Regions from separate parts of the Homo sapiens genome. Here region 2 is linked to region 1. A link is a loop called in an ENCODE intact Hi-C map of the cell type or tissue named here. Cell type or tissue: heart left ventricle. All regions are shown on one strand. Each heading gives the region's core, and the rest is flanking DNA. Links, peaks and the distances in the headings are about the cores only. Region 1 holds the start of TRG-CCC5-1 (tRNA-Gly (CCC) 5-1). Region 2 overlaps NBPF1 (NBPF member 1).

What was found. Peaks named below come from ENCODE experiments on the same cell type or tissue, not always from the same donor. Only the 100,000 strongest peaks of a DNase experiment are listed, where the experiment ranks them.
Region 2: a loop joins it to region 1, with 2.3 times the contacts of the local background. A loop is called at or near these places in 2 of 110 quality-filtered maps.

What each region holds. Positions count from the first base shown.
Region 1 is chr1:16,720,763-16,729,116 of GRCh38, forward strand. It overlaps TRG-CCC5-1 (tRNA-Gly (CCC) 5-1), which reads left to right and starts at 6,523; the gene lies at 6,523-6,593. It also overlaps the pseudogene TRV-CAC13-1. RefSeq lists enhancers at 6,524-7,135, 7,136-7,745. In heart left ventricle, for the core only: no CTCF peak of the experiment used is centred there; DNase peaks (open chromatin) are centred at 3,109, 3,419 and 4,449; H3K27me3 peaks cover 1,518 bases.
Region 2 is chr1:16,604,785-16,613,138 of GRCh38, forward strand. NBPF1 (NBPF member 1) reads right to left here. Exons shown (of 18, transcript NM_001405701.2): 2 at 3,724-3,995. Among named protein-coding and RNA genes, the nearest start is that of NBPF1, 4.6 kb to the right of the region's middle. RefSeq lists enhancers at 2,486-2,987, 2,988-3,487. In heart left ventricle, for the core only: no CTCF peak of the experiment used is centred there; DNase peaks (open chromatin) are centred at 2,847 and 3,857.

The sequences.
Region 1 (8,354 bases), core at 3,013-5,512:
GGTAGGAAGGACACACCAAATGAGCAGGAGGAATTTCCCCATAGAGGCGAAGAGAATCCAGAGATGGTGAGGGAGAAAAGCACATAAGAAATTAAAAACAAATGCAAACAAACAAGGTTGAAACAGGGCTGGAGGGTGTGAATGTGGTGATTCTTCTCTTCCTGAGGAGACAGGGTCCTGCGAGTTTTGTCACAAGTCAGGAAGCTCCATCAGCTCTGCAACACCTGAGTCCTGGATGGCGGGAGATGATGGCTTAAGATATCTGGGCGCAAAGCCTGAGGCCCTGCCTGTAACTCCGACTCCCTCAAGGGCAGCTGAGAGGGAGGACTCAGGGCACTGGGGAAAGTCAGCAGACCCAGTCACAGAATTAGAATAAGGTGGAGCTACGCAGGGAAGACAACACCAACTATTTCCTTTTTCTTATTTTATTTTATTTTATTTATTTATTTTTTTTGAGATGGAGTCTCGCTCTGTCGCCCAGGCTGGAGTGAAGTGGTGCGATCTCGGCTCACTGCAAGCTCCACCTCCTGGGTTCACGCCTTTCTCCTGCCTCAGCCTCCCGAGTGGCTGGGACTACAGGCACCTGCCACCGCGCCTGGATAATTTTTTTATTTTTGTATTTTTAGTAGAGACGGGGTTTCACCATGTTAGCCAGGATGGTCTCGATCTCCTGACCTCATGATCTGCCCACCTCAGCCTCCCAAAGTGCTGAGATCACAGGCGTGAGCCACCGTGCCCTGCCAACACCAACTATTTCATTGGCAGTAGAAGAATCACACTCTGCAGCTACTGAGAGGTGGAGGTGAAGCCACCCTGCCGAGCAGCCAACCTCACTTTTTGGTTATTATCCTTGTGCCGATGCTGCCGGACAAACTCTCTCTACAAATCTCAGCATGTGGAAGAAACAGAGGCAGGAACAATTGCCCAGCACCTTTCTATTTCTCGAGGACACTCTTGAAGTTATTCATCAATGTTTTAATTAAAGCAGATCTTATCGCTTTTCCTCAAATGGGAACTTGTTCACTTTTAGACTTTGTTATTGTTCATTTTGGGCTTATCTTTGGTCTTTTCCTGTGCTCTTAAAAGGGTGCAAATCAAAATCTGAGTTATGATAATCCACTTATCATATGACTAATTACTTCAGTACAAGGAGTTCCTGCCTGTCTGTCCAATATGAATCTTACTACGTCCCAATGTCACATTGGCTTCTTTTCCTTCTCGGTGGCAGCATTTGGAGCTTTTACTTAACTTAGGGTCAATTTCGACCTCTGAATTTTCCACCCCTCCCCCACAGCTGTTGCTGGGTCATGCTGTTTTCTTTTATCTCTATAAATATTGTGACTTGTAATTGTCACTTATAAATTCATTCTGGCTATACTGAATCATTCCCCCATTATCCAAGTCATCCAAATATTCGATGTGCATTTCCACAAATCATGTAGTGGCCCCCTGATTGGGGATGATTTGTAGAATTAATTATATGCTTTAGATCTCCATTCAGGTCTTCAGGTCACCAATACATTAAGCAGAGCAGGGCCCTGAACAGCTTATATGGATCAACGATTGACAGAGCTGTCGGGGTTGCTGCAAAGCCACTGACTTTTTGCTGTTCCCCGTAACAAAGTATGTTCAAATCTAGGTCACAGGTTTGTGGTAGGGTCGATTCACAGTATACATGTGCAACGGCGTTCAGTAGCATAGCAGTTGAGGTTGTGAAGACATGTGCACCCAGGTCAAAGAAGAAAGATCCTTAGACAAAGCCGCTCAATTCCCAGGCACCCAATCTTCCTTGGGCTTTGTGAACCTGAGATTTGACAGGCTCTTGGGAATGTCTGTCTCTAAGACTCTGTTGGCAGGCTTAATCAGGCTGGTGGCCATCTCCATATGTGCCCCCCCAGCATTTGTGACAAAATAAGGGAAGGGGGACCCAATAAAGCTACTTCTGAAAGCTTATGATCCCACCCCTCATTTAAACTATGTGATGTTGTCATTCTATATAAACTCTTTCCAAGTAACTTAACTAAAACACACTTTGCCATTAGTCTTGAGTGTGGGCACAGCATTATTCTTTTCTAGGCCTTAAGGGTTCCTTCTGCTTAAAAATAATGTCTAACTTTCATGAAGTTTACCCATGATTAAAGTGCCTTCTGAATATATATTATCTTGTTCTATTGGTTTCAATATACCTATTTTCTTTAAAAAGAAAAAAATGATGAACCATGAGTGTTAACACCAGAAAAACCTTAAGGTACATCTGATCTAATTTCCCACTTTAAAGTGAGAAAATCAAACAGTGCCTAGGGGTTTGATTTTTCCCCAGGCTAATTCGGGTTTTCATATTTCCATCTCAAAGTGGACTTTCTTTGGCTAACTTTAAGTTTTAAACGTAAAGGCCTGAAAAGTAACTCAGGATCTAGCTTTTTCATTAGTTTTGATCGTGTATGAAAGCAAATATTTCTTTCCCCCAAATGAAACCCCAGGGCTTCCAGTATTTGTAGTGATAGTGTGAATCCATTAGGTCTATTTTTAATTATATCTCTCTTATTGGTTATTTTTTTCACATTTCCTAACTCATTTGTGATATTGCTTCCATATAATTCAACTTTTTGTGCGCTGGGTTCCCATTTGCCCCACAAAGGCCTATGTGCAAATCTGATATCCTGTTTGAATGACATTGTTTTGTTTTTACCTTATTGCTTCCTATCTTTCACAACAATGTTGTCAGTTCTCAACATTAAGGCATTAAAAATTAGCTTTTCTCAAATGCTCAGCATCATTAATCATTAGGGAAATGCAAATTAAAACCATAATGAATATCATCTCACACCTGTTAGAGTGGCATTTGTCAAAAAGGTGAATGATGTGTTAGACATAATGCAGAGAAAAGGGAACACACACATTGTGAATAGGTATGTAAATTAGTACAGCTGGTGTGGAAAACAGTATGGAGTTTCCTCAAAAAACTAAAAATAGAATCTACCCTATGATCCAGGAACCCTATTTCTGGGTACATATCCAAGAGAAGCTTCAGAGAGTGCTTTGTTGGGTTTTCTGGAACCCGGCAGGGCTCAGGTGTGTGGGGATGCGCTCTGTGAGCCTGTGTTTCCTCCGCCGTGAGGGCTCCTCCCGCTCCTGTAGGAAAAGGCAGTGCCCATTTTGTCTTGTCCATGTGGGACTCCAAAGGGTCCAGACGCGACAGAAAGGCGGCGAATCCTCTCAGAGTGGGCAGGGGAGGAGATGATAGAATATGGGGAGGAGATAGAATATGGGAATGGGGCAGTAGAGGGGTGGGATTTCATGAAATTTCCTGATTCAAGGCTATCATGAAGTAGGCCTCTTTGGGAGCTCGGCCCTCCAGTCGCTGGTGAGGGTAACATCCCACCAGTCTCTGGTGAGGTCCAGTCGCCTCCGCCGACTGCATTGAAAGCCAAAAGCAGAACTAGGCCAGCACCGCGGCCTGGCGTCCAGTGACCCAGCGGTCTGCATATTCCCCAGGGTGGAAGCACTCGGACTTCAGGTTTGAAGGCAATGCGGTCACCACTGCAATAAGAAAAGCAACTAGGGAAAATGGCACCTTCTTCTCCAAACTTTTGAGACACTCTTGCTCTGTCGTCCAGGCTGGAGTGCAGTGGCACGATCTCGGCTCACTGCGACCTCTGCCTCCCGGGTTCAAGCGATTCTCCTGCCTCGGCCTCCCAAGAAGCTAATTTTTGGCATAGAGAGAGAGAGGGGGGAAGGGGGGGGGAGAGAGATTGATTTTAATGTCTTCAAGCAAAAAGAGACTCTTTCTGCCTGTTGGCCATCTGCTGCCAGGTGAACGTGAAAATCCATCGAGACGCTTTCTGTGAAAACCGCCTTTATCTCTTTGTCCCTCTTAGGTTAAAATCCGCACTCCAAAACCTTATTGAACAGAAAAATTACAAAAAGCACATATAAGACGTTTCAGTTTTGTAAAGGGTAAAATGAAACTGCCCTTCAGGAAGAATCAGAAGACCGACGAGGGAGAGAGGAGCGATCGTGAAATCTAAGTGGGCTGCCCCCGGGTCTTCCAGGGTTTTGTACTCGGTGGCTTGGCCTGAGTTGATGTGCCCATATTTTCAAACAGCCAAGTGCCCTGAGACACAGCCTTTGCTACGGTACCTGCTGAAATCTGGAAGTGTGATTAACTATTACTTAAATTGAGTGGGGCAGACTAAGAGACAGCAGCAGTGAAGGATGCCCTTTGGGAGAAAGACGTCGAGGCGCTGAGGCCAAAGGGTCCGTGAGGAAAGAGCCCGCAGCTCGCGCCCCTCGGCCTGCGGAAGGGAGGGCAAGGAGGGTCCTACGGTTCCTGGGAGGACGCGAAGAGCCAAGAGCTCTGACAGCTGGCGCCGGGGAAAAGGCCCCGAGGCGGGGTCCGCATCCCTGGAAGGGCGGCGTCCACACTCCTGCGAGGCACGGGGCGCCCGGGGCTCGGAAGCTCAAAGCCCGCCGGCTTCTGCAGCTTCTGGAGCTTCTGGGAGCCAAGAGTGTCAGCCGGAAGGATCCCGCACACGGCGCTTAGTTCTGGAACTGGATACCCGGGGGAGGATGCGGGATCCCGAAGCCCGGGTGTGGGTCCCCGTGGTCTTCGTGTTGGGGGTAGGTGCGGAACGCTAAGCCTGGGCCTACTGGGAGCCATAGTCTTCTTGATGGCTGGTGCTTATTGGGCTTTTTTCAGTCGAATTTCAAAATGCAGTTGAATTTCTTACTTTGGAAACGATAATAGAAATGGCTGACCTCAGATTTTCATGATTATGTTTTGCCTTTTCCAGTGTATGTGCAGTTTCTGTAGTATAGTGGTTATCATGTTTGCCTCACATGTGAAAGACCCTTGGCTCGAGACTGGAGGGAAACATGGTTTTTTGGTTTTTCTTTTTGTCCCTAAATTTAGTGAGTTTAATCGAGGTTGGGAAACAAACAGAAAAGTAGTTGAACCTGTGGCTACACTTTAGACCTCCTCAATCTAGACAGATTGTTGACCAGGCTACAGTTTCCACTGGTCTGCCAGCAAGAGGCCTGCTTAATGTTAGCTTTGGTTCCAGAAATTCCTTAAGATTCTCTTCATTCTCTTCTGTCGCCTGAATTTTCATAGGCTGACACTGAAAGTGGATGACATCTTAATGCATTTCCTAAGTGTCCCGCTGGGCTTCGCTTTACTCTGATAAGTTGCAGATCTGGCTGATTTGCGAGACAAAAACAAAATATTTTTTTAAAAGATTCTAAATCTGCATCTGGAACTTGTAGAGTCAATAATCTGAAACCACACGAATTATCTACATACAAAAGATTTTGAATGCATACCCCTTCCCCAAATAATCCTCAGAAAACCGGTTAAGTTTTAGCATCTATGACTCTGAGATGCATATGAGGCCTTTGTAAATTTAGAAGTTGAGAGTAGAAAGTACAGGTTTGTATTTTAGAAGGAGATTTGGGAATAAATATAGCTCTGGTGGATATAGATCATATGTTAAGGTTTGTTGGCCAGAGCTGGTGTGTGTCTTGGGTGTTGGGCAAAGAACAGAGAACAGCCAAAGCTCTGCGAGGTCAATGTGAAGGGTGATTTCCTTGGTGGGCTCAAGTTTATGACGCAGCCTGGACCTAGCTTGGCTTCTCAGCTAGAGAAGAAGCATGATTCCATGTCACAGCTCCTGTCTTTGAAAAAGTCATAATGACTCCCAGACCCAACATGTGGGGAAAACTCTGGATTTGTCTCTTCAGTTGAATGTCTCCGTTGAAAATTGAGGAAAGAAATCTCTCTACTATTTGAACTTCATCAAAAGACTAATATGTTAATATTTTGACCGTCAATATTTCCTTAAACTAGTCTACTCCTTTCATAGCTAATACATCAAAGCATATTAACTTAGGAAATGGGATTCTCCCAAACAAGGAAACATTGACGGCAAGGGTTCTTAATCTTTTCACACCACATTTCCTTCAAATGCTTTATACATCTTCAAGCAGACAAATAATAGTATTATAATGATTACGAGACCGATCATTACTCTTTTGCCAAAAAAACCAGCGACAAAAGACTAACTTAGTGGACCAACCTTTGTTTCTTCATTATCTGTACATTGATTCTGTCCTTTTATTTCGTCTTTCTTCTAATTCTGCTTCTGCTTCTTGTTTCCTCCCTGGATTTGAACTTTATTTACCTAAACTACCAGTTAGGTTACCTTCTCAGAACCTCTAAGGCAGCAGTTTGAGATTGACAATGGAAGATTTAAGATTAGAAAAAAGAAACATGAATGAATTTCTGATGTTTTATTATAGGGGTTTATAATGCAGGTAGAAAGACCTTTTTCAGACTTAAGAGTTTGATCCACCAAATGAGCTATTTTGATATTTATAACTTTGTCTAGTAAAAGTTTCCTATAAAAACATTTGGTTTGGATATGTTTGTTAGCTTTTAGTCGACACTTGAAAAAGGCGGTTGGAAGGTTCTAAGTCTTTTTGGATACTCTTTTCTCTTATCCCCCAGGCCGTGGGTGTGTAGAGGCCTTGGTGGTGCAGTGGTAGAATTCTCGCCTCCCACGTGGGAGACCCGGGTTCAATTCCCGGCCAATGCAGCAGGTACTTCTTCATTTCATTATGGCCTTTTACCCGTCTTTTACGCTGCAAAATTATACTGCATAACCTAATAGTGCATTTAGGGGCTTGGCCACCACAAGGTAAAGTGACAACATTACTCACGAGAGTAGCGGCAAGAGACATTCAGGACACTAACCCAGGACCCATGCAATTGTTGGACTCAAACAGCTTAGCAAAGTGGCAAGCACGAAGTCTTTCCGGTGAGTCACTGCAGTTTTGATATTGGTACCTGTTACTTTCATCTATTCACGGGGCGGATCCCTGCAAACCCGAAGAATCATCAGGTTCCTGATTCGCGTGCTGGACCTTGGGCTTACTGCTGAGCCACTGTAGAGAGGATCAAGAAATGACGCTCTTGGAAGGAGAGAAGCTGCGGGCAGGACAGTCACGTCAGAGGTCCAAGAGGCTTCAGCGGCCCAAAGAAAGGGAAGGTGTGTGGGGAAGAATCTGCGTGGAGATGAGGGGAGCGGCGGGGACTGGTCCTTGCGCAGAGGTGGCCAGTGGACCCTCAGGGCTGTACCCCAGACACCGTGAACCGAATTTGCTCACATCGTCAGCGGCCGCGGCCTCCGCGTGCTTTGTGGGCCCATCGGTGTTCTGCGAGGGATTCCGTGTGTCTGGCAATGTCTGTCAACAGGTGTTGGCCTGAAATTTGGCCGGGCACGTTGGCTCATGCCTGTAATCCCAGCACTGTGTGAGGCCGAGGCGGATGGATCGCTTGAGGTCAAGAGTTCAAGACCAGCCTGGCTAACATGGAAAAATCCCGTCTCTACTAAAAATACAAAAATTAGCCGAATGTGGTGGCATGCACCTGCTATTCCGGCTACTTGGGAGGCTGAGGCAGGAGAATCGCTTGAACCCAGGAGGCAGAGGTTGCAGTGAGCCAAGATTGCGCTACTGCACTCCACCTGGGCGACAGAGCGAGACTGCGTCAAAAAAAAAAAAAAAAAGCAGCGAAAGAAGGCAGAGATGTCAATGGGACAAAGAGACCTCCCAGGAGGCTTGTTGTAGAGGCAGTGGGTGGATCCTGGGAGATGAGATTTTTTTAAAATTATGTAGCAGAATGGGGAGAGAAACGGAGAAGCGCATGAAAGAGAGAAAAGCACGAAAATCGGCGGCGTCCAAGAATAAAGCAGATAAAATAGTGTGAGTGTTTTTACATTCAAAAAATAGAAGAAGTGCAATGCTTGTCAGCAGGCTTTGTGGTCGTGTAGTGGTTAATACTTGTAGTTGTGGTTGCCACAACCTGGGTTCTAATCTGAGTCACAGTAGTGTTTTCTAGCCTGCGATTGTGGCTAATAGACCTGTCGTTTGCTTTGCCTTTAATCCTAGCAGCCTCCAGAGAGCAGAGTAAACCTCTGGCCCCGAAGGGCGCCAGCTTCTGGAGTTTAGCCCACAGCGCAGAAACTAGGGGGCGGCCTGGCCGATAGGAAAACTTGGACATGCTCTTTGTCTCACAATTGAGCAGGAAAAATTCCCGTAGGTGAAGATGCCGCCTCTCAAGGGCCCTTTGTCTGTAGCTTCCACTGGTGAAATAATGCGGTTATAGTCTTTTTCGGTAGAGAAAACGGCTGTATCAGTGGAATTTTTTAAAAACACAAAACGAGAACGAGTTTTTAATGAGCTGACAATAAAATCTAAACTAGTTGTCATGGTCTGCACAGGCTTGCCTCCATTCCCCATCTGCTAATTTTTATGAGAACAGTAAATTATTACTATTATCATTATTTTTGAGACGT
Region 2 (8,354 bases), core at 2,440-4,939, 120 kb before region 1:
ACGCACCTTGATCCATAGGCTCACATTTGATCCCAACTGGCAGCTGCTTCTTGGCATTAACATTGGATTCCCAACTAGTAAATCTTACCAAGATCTGACTTTCTGCAGATATAATATTATTTTGTTTGACCATCCTTATCTTCAAGGGCTACCAAGAAGGAACCAAGAATTTATTTACCTCCCCAAGGGAAAAGGTTTTACCAATGAGACCCTTTCTCACCATGACCCCAGGACCCCATATGCCCTGTTCACTTGAGTGCCCTGTGTGGCCTGATAGAAGCTCATGCTGGTCACAGGATTCCTTATATGACTAGCCTCCTTCCTGAATCCCAATTTCATGGTGGTGGTCATGACAGGTGTCCTGTATCCCATGCTCATGTCCCTGAAGTCACCAGCCTATCTCCAGTTAGAAAAAATTACATGTATATAGAGAGGCCTCTTTGGAAGGAGCAAAAGCTTTCTCACCTTCGTACACTAATGGTTGGAAGGTACAACAGCATATGCACTTTGGGAAAAAATATCTGGCATATTCTTACAGAAACAAACAACTACCTATTCTATGACTCAGTAATTCCTAAGCATTTATCCAAGAGAAACTAAAACCTATGTCCAGAAAATGACTTATACAAGAATGTTCATAGCAGTTTTATTCATAATACAAAAAACTGGAAACATTCAAGTATCTGTCAATACAAGAATGGATCAATAAACTGTGATACACTCATTCCATGGAATGGCTAAAGGAACAAACTGGTGACACACAGAACAACATGGATGAATCTCAAAAACATTTGGAGTGCGATAGAAGCCATACCCAAAAAAGTGTGAGAAAAAAAGATAAATAATAATGGTTCCAAGAAATGCACAGCAGACAGCCCAGAGGCAAAGACCCACAGGACGGCGGGCCGGTCCCAGGCTGTCGATCCTAATTAAGAAACTTCTGCTGGATTTTGCCCAGCTCCATTTCCAAACTATTTTGGGTCAGTGACTTCTTTATCCCTTCCATGTTGCCTCATTTTGAACTAGAATCACTGTAAGTGTTATTCTATGTCTGTCACATCATTCCACAGTAGGGGCAGATAAGCTGTTTAGAATGGCTAAAATTCAAAAAGGTGAACACACCAAATGCTGTCAAAGATGAGGAGCAACCAGAACTTTCCATCGCTAGTGGAAATCAAAAGGGTACAGTCACTTTGGAAAACTTAAGTTCACTCAAAATCCTGCACAGAAGTACTTACAGCAATTTTATTCATCATCGCCAAAACTTGGAAGTGCCCAAGATGTCTTTCACCAAGCGAAAGAATAAACAAACTGTTGTAGCCATACAAGGAAATCTGATTCACTGATTTTAAAAAACAAGTTATCAAGCCATGAAAAGACATGAAGGAACTTAAAGTACATAATGCTAGAAAGAAGCCAGTCTGGAAACCCACATACTGTACCACTCCAACTCTAGGACATTCTTGGAAAGTCAAAAAGATAGAAGTAGTAAAATGGTGAGTGGTTGTCAGGGGTGGAGGAGAGGAGGACGCGTGAAATGGTGAAGCACAGGGAATTTTCAGCAGTGAAACTCTTTCGCATGATGCTGTATTGGGGATTTAGGACATTATGTAATTGCCAAAACCCATAATCTGTGAAACTCAAAGAATGACCTCTAATGTAAACTATGGACTTTAGTTGATAATGACGTATCAACAGTGGTTCATCAATTGTAATGAATGGACCACACTAATACAACATACTAGTAGGGAAAATTGTGTGCTGGAGGACAGGGGAGCCTAGGAGAACTCTCTGTATTATCCACTCAAGTTTTCTGTAAACCTAGAACTGTTCTAAAAAATAATGTCTATTAACTGTTTTTTTAATTAGGATGCAGCAGCCCCATATCAAGGTTTTGGTGGCATCCTGTAATTGTGTGGTTAGTACTTGGCATTGAAGTGCACCAACCTGGAGTCAGAGCAGTTGGAGATTTCAAGGCCTGTGCCATTTACCTCTAACCCTGGGGTGCCCCTGGAATACAGATAGCAGATCGGTTAAGGAGAAGCAGCCTCAGCAATCTAGACAGTGCAGGTTTCTGGTGAGGACAGGTAAAAACCATCTGGGTGGGCAGAACTTGGTGAAGACCAGAAACCACTGAGACTCAGCAGCTGCCGCAGTGGCACCCACAAATCAAAGGAGGGGGCTGGGAAGAGCTAAGGGCTACTGGATGAGCTCTCTGCCTGCAAGACAGAAGCAGATCCAGAGATTTTGGAAAATAATGTAGGTTTCAGTACAGTGTGATCTCTTCAAAAAAGTAGAGAGAATGAAAAGGAAAGAAAAAGAGAGAGCATGAGAGAGAAAGAAGAAGAAAAGAAGAAAGGAAGAAAGGAAAGAAGGGAGGGAAGGAGGGAAGGAGGAAGGAAGGGAGGGATGGAGGGCGGGTGGGAAGGAGGGAAAGAATAAAAAGAGAGAGAAAGAGAGTTGGAGGGAAGTAGGGAAGGAAGGAAGGAAGGAAGGAAATGAACAAATTTACATGAAGATGAGAACAGTGGGGAAACTTACACCACCAATATTTTCCATTAACAGGAACACGCTAAGTAGTTATTAGAGAAAGACACGCTACTGTAAAACAATATACTGTTTCCATGGGGTACAACAACCCCTTCCTCCTCCTCTGAAACACATTCTATCTCTGGCTCACTGTTGCCAGAGACACTGAGTCTTGTCTTTGGATACGTTCTGGTGCCCACAAGAATGAGATGAGACAGTGGATCCCAGAACACCAGGCCACGAACTTCCCTGTTGCTCCTTGTCCACTCCAGAAGCTACCCAGCTGCAGTTGGGGACCTCAGCCCCTGGGTCTGATGTCATCCATTTGCCTTTCTCAATGGACTTCTCTCCTTGCACTGGCTCCTACTCCCCCAGGACCTGTGGGTGACCACATGAGAAGAACACAAACAGGCCATGCCCCTTTCTTTCTCCCCCTCTCAATGCCTGCAGTAGTGGGTTCCATGGGGTAGTGACCTGAGATTTACTCATTGTGGGGCCTCTAGCCCAGAGCAGGGCCTACTACCTCACAGTCACCCCATGAATGCTCAGTGAAAGAAGACGTCCACCACAAGGTCCTGGGGAACCAAGAATTCCACTGTGGCCCATAAATTCTAAGTCTACAGGATTCTGGAATGGGAGATGGGAAAGGCCTTCAAAAGTGGCCACTTTTAACCCATTATACTGGCAACTGAGCCATGTTTCCCCATCCTGGACACATCCAGAGGGCACTGCCTAAAACCAGACACATCTCCCCACCCAGGACAGTGTAGGAGCCTTAGCCTGGGGGATGCAGGTGGACAGGGAGGGGGTGAGCCACCAAAGCTGAAGAGCAGAAAGCAGGTGAAAGGGGACAGCAGGGTGGAAACAGAGAGAAATGGGGGCAGAGAATGGGGGGTGAGAGGGGAAGAGTGAGGAGAGGGATGCAGATCTAGCTAGTAAGGAAAAGTCCTGGAGAGAACACTGTCCTCTCCTGAAGTAAAATCACTTCTACCTGACCACGGCACTGCAGCTCATGGGCAGCACATGCTGTGGATATTTGTTCATTCATTTAACAAATATTTATTTAATATCTGTTGCATGCCAAGCAAGGCCCTGCAATGTTTAGGGACCTTGACATCTTCCCTTCACATCTGAGTCATAATACAAAGAGGACTCTCTGACCCCACTGAGCTGGCAATGCCTCGGGATTTTTACCTGTTGGATCTGGCAGCTCTTGATGTCAGCCCACACCATGTGAGGCTGCTCTTGGTGCACCCAATGGGGAAGTTTCTACATCAGGGCCTCGGAGAATCCACTGGAAGCCCTGGACAGTGGGAGTCAGCGGCATCCCCAGTGTGGAGGCCAAGAGCACACAGTGCTTAAGCTCCAGGCACCCTCAGGAGGACGGCAAGGGACAATTGGCTGGTGAGAGCCCGGGTCACCGGGAACCTTCGCCTGGGTCTAAACAGGATTTGCCTTCAGATTGCCTGTGAGATAAAAGAGAGAAATCAAGGTTAACGTTGAGATTTAGGGCTTCGGTAACTTGAAGGATGGAGCTGCCATTTACGGAGACTGGGAAGACCCAGGGAAGAGCAGATTGAAAGGTGGTGGGAACTAGAGGTGGTTGGGTTTCTGTCATATGTAATCAACAGTCCTGACCAGCCTGGGCAACATAGTAAGACCCCGTCTGGGAAAAGAAAAAAGGAAAAATAAGCTGAGCATGGTGGTGCACACTTGTAGTCTCAGCTACTTGGGAGGCTGAGGCAGGAGGATTCCTTGAGCCTTCAGTTAGCGGTTAGTGAGCTATGATGGCACCACTGTACTCCAGCCTGGGGGGAAAAAAATAAAGAGTCCTGACTAAATACTAGAGTAGCCAGGGAAGTTTTCACAAAGTAAGTAATATTTGAGGCAGATCTTAGTGAACAAGAATTCCATTATTTCTGTTAGGGAATTAAGAGAGTGTGGGTGTCGTTAGTTAATGCTTATTAAAGTAGCTTTGGAATCTCATCTACTGGTCTAGCTGGTCTATCTGTACACGTATATTGTATATGCTGTCTCTCTGAGCTTTCGCTAGGTTATGCTACGGTAACAAAAGCCCCAAAATCTTAGCAGCTACACATACGAAGGTTTATTTTTCATTGACATGTCCTTTTATGGCAGGTTGACTGTGACTCTACTCTATACAAGCTACTTTATTTGTTAGATGGTGAAAACTGTGATACTCGGAGGTTGTTGAATATGGTATTAGTATGTTCATTCATTCATTCATTTAAGAAATATTTATTCAATATCTGTTTCATGCCAGGCAAGGTCAAGTACTGAGAATACACTGGTGAATCAAAGAGACAAAATCTCTAATTGCCAGGAGCTTATATTGAAAATCAGATTAAACACATACAAAATCATCATAATAACAACAATGAATACTATATTCATAAATAATAGCTGTAAGAGATTTTAGTACATCTTTTAAATTAGAAAAATATAAAAATTATTAAAACTAAAATGGCCAGGTGTGATGGCTCATGCCTGTGATCCCAACACTTTGGGATGCCAAGGTGGGAGGATCATTTCAGCCCAGGAGTTTGAAACCAGTCTGGGCACTACAGGAAAACCCTGTCTACAAAAAGGAGAAAATTAGCCGGGCACAGTGGTGCATGCCTGTAGACCCAGCTACTAAGGAGGCTGAGGTGGGAGGAGTGCTTGAGCCTGAGAGATCAAGGCTGCAGAGAGCCATGATCATACCACTGCACTCCAGCCTGGGCGACAGAGCGAGACACTGTCTCAAGAAAAAAAAAAAAATTATTTGATGTAGTCCTAAAACTATTATGTAGAATACTATTGTTTATATCACAGCACGTGAGCCCCTTAAATGGCTTAACACTTATTTAGGTATGATCCATAAAGCTTTTCTGGTAATTAAGTATACTTAAGAACAATTAAGTATAAAAGAGTTACTGCCTTGACAGGAAGATTGTAAAAATTTTAAAAAGACAAATAAATAAAAGAGTAAAAACTGTAGCTCTGTGAGGCTCAAATAACATCTAATTCAAGTCACAATGAACATCTAGCAATCATTCTGAACACCATATAATTCACTTAATACGTTTTGCCTGAACACCCAACACATCTGAATTACCAACACCCATATGTAGCCAAGAAACTGGCAATCATTTATAAATTATCACCTATGACTCCATCTGCTCTACGCACTTATTTTTTAAATTTTATTCATTTATTTATTATTTTTATTTGTTGTAGAGATGGGATCTCACTATGTTACCCAAGTTGGTCCAGAAACAGAAACAGACCCACACTAATTTCATAAATCAGATGACCATACAGTCATTCGATTTATGAAAAAAAGTGCCACATGGTGCGGAAGGAAAAGGATGGTCTTTTCAATAAATGGTGCTGGATCAAGCAGACACATCCATGTAGTAAAAAGTGAATCATAGCCAGGTGGGGTGGCTCACACCTGTAATTCCAGCACTCTGGGAGGCTGAAGCGGGCAGATTACTTGAGCCCAGGAGTTCGAGACCAACCTGGGAAACATGTTGAATCCCCATCTCTACAAAAAATATGAAAATTAGCCAGGCATGGTGGCACATGCCTATAGTCGCAGCTACTCAGGAGGCTGAGGTGGGAGGATCACTTGAGCCAGGAGATGGAGGTTGAGTGAGCTGAGATCCTGCCACCACACTCTAGCCTGGGCAATAATAGACTGAGGCCCTGTCTGAAAAAAAAAAAAAGCAAAAACTAAAATAAAATCGTTATAAGGTTAACACAGAAAAATGTGTTCATACTCTTAGGTTAGGCATTGATTTCTTAAACAGGACACAAAAAACAGTAACCATAAAGGAAAAGATTAATAAAGTATAATTTCATTAAAATGAAGAATCTCAGGCTGGGTGCAGTGGCTCATGCCTGTAATCCCAACCCTTTGGGAGGCCGAGGCAGGTGTATCACTTGAGCCTAGGAATTCCAGACCAGCCTATGCAACGTGGCAAAACCCATCTCTACTAAAAATACAGAAAACAGCTGAGTGTGGTGGTACTCCCCTGTAGGTCCCAGCTACTTGGGGGCTGAGGCAGGGGGATCACCTGAGCCTTGTGAGGTCAAGGTTGCAGTGAGCTGTGATTGTGCCACTGCACTCCAGCCTGGGCGATGGAGTGAGATCCTGTCTCAAAAAGAAAAAAAAAAAAAGAGAATCTCCCTTCATGAAAAAACACCATAAAAGAGTGAAAACGCAAGCTACAGATTGAAAAAAGGGAAATGCAATACATATAAATCCTAGAAAGGAGGCATATCCAGAATAAAGTATTACAAATCAACAGGAAAACAAGCATATCAATGAAAACTGGATAAAAAGATTTAACAGGCACGTCACAAAAGAGGACATATAAATGGCAATAAAAGATACTCAATCTCAATGAAACCACACTGATATATTACTGCACCCCTACTAGAATGGCAAAATAATTTTTAACTGACAGGTATCAGCGAAGATGTGGGGTAACCAGCATATCCCTGCTAAATGGTACAACTACTTTGGGAAAATGTTCAACAATATGTAATACTAAAGTTTTATCATTCATATACCTCTAAAACCAACAATGCCACCCCTACAAATATACCCCAGACTAGTAATGTTCAATTTCTTGATCTGTGGTGGTTCACTTGGTAAAAATTCATTACTTTTTTTTTTTTTTTTTTGAGACAGGGTCTCACTCTGCCATCCAGGTCGGAGTGCACTGCCATGATCACGGCTCACTGCAATCTCAACCTCCCGGGCTCTGGTGATCCTCCCAACTCAGCCTACCGGGTAGCTGGGACTACAGGCACACGCCACCACACACAGCTAACTTCTGTATTTTTAGTAGAGAAAGGGTTTTGCCACATTGCCCAGGCTGGTCTGGAAATCCTGGGCTCAAGTGATCTACCCACCTTGGCGTCCCAAAGTGCTGGGATTACAGGTGTGATCACTGCGCCCGGGCCACCTGCACATGTAAAATTGTGAACTTCTGTATACTTCAGTAACTTTTCCAAGATTTCTTTGACGCAAAGTTCTCAGAAATCTTAAAGCTAGCATTTCAGAATAGAAAAAGTAGCTTCTGGTTCACTAGTGAAATTTTACCAATAGAATTTAAAAACAAAAAGCTACTAACGCATATCAGCTCAGAACACTACCAGCAGATCTTTTCTTTAACTTCCTGAAGCACTGGGATTCATTCTTTTGGCAAAGAAAGGATGAACAACACTGTAACCCAAAGAAAAGATACCACTGCCAGAAAAGACTTCTTTTCGAAAGCAGCTCTAAGCAAAAGATAGGAGGAAAACAAGGAAGCCAGGCCAAACGTCTTGGTTAACTCTCCGCTGAAAGGACGCCACATGAGATGATCTAAGAAGCCAGCCAGCCAGCCAGACGCAGGGAAATCACAGCAACTCTTTGGAGTGCAAACAGCAACCCCACAATCCAATCTACCCGAAATCCTGCGGTTCATTTGAGGCTTGCCCCGCTAGTCAGGAGGTGATTCAGTGATGGCTACAAATGCTGCTCATGTGCATCCTGGAGCTGGCACACCTGGCTTGCCCATCACCAGCCTGGAGACACCGCCAGGAGCAGAAGCCCGGAGGCCAGTAAAGACCCCAACTTTGCAAGTCAGGGGCGCGAGCGCGCTCGCCTCTCAGGTCCGCAGAGGGAACGGATTTCTGGCCTGGAGGGTGGGGTGCGGGGTCAGTGTCCTCTACAGGATATAGGAGGACGTGCCCCCGAAGCTGCTCCGTCCCTCCACCCCCTGGGATGCCACAGAACACCCGCCAGCGAGTTTCTTCCCCAGCGCCCA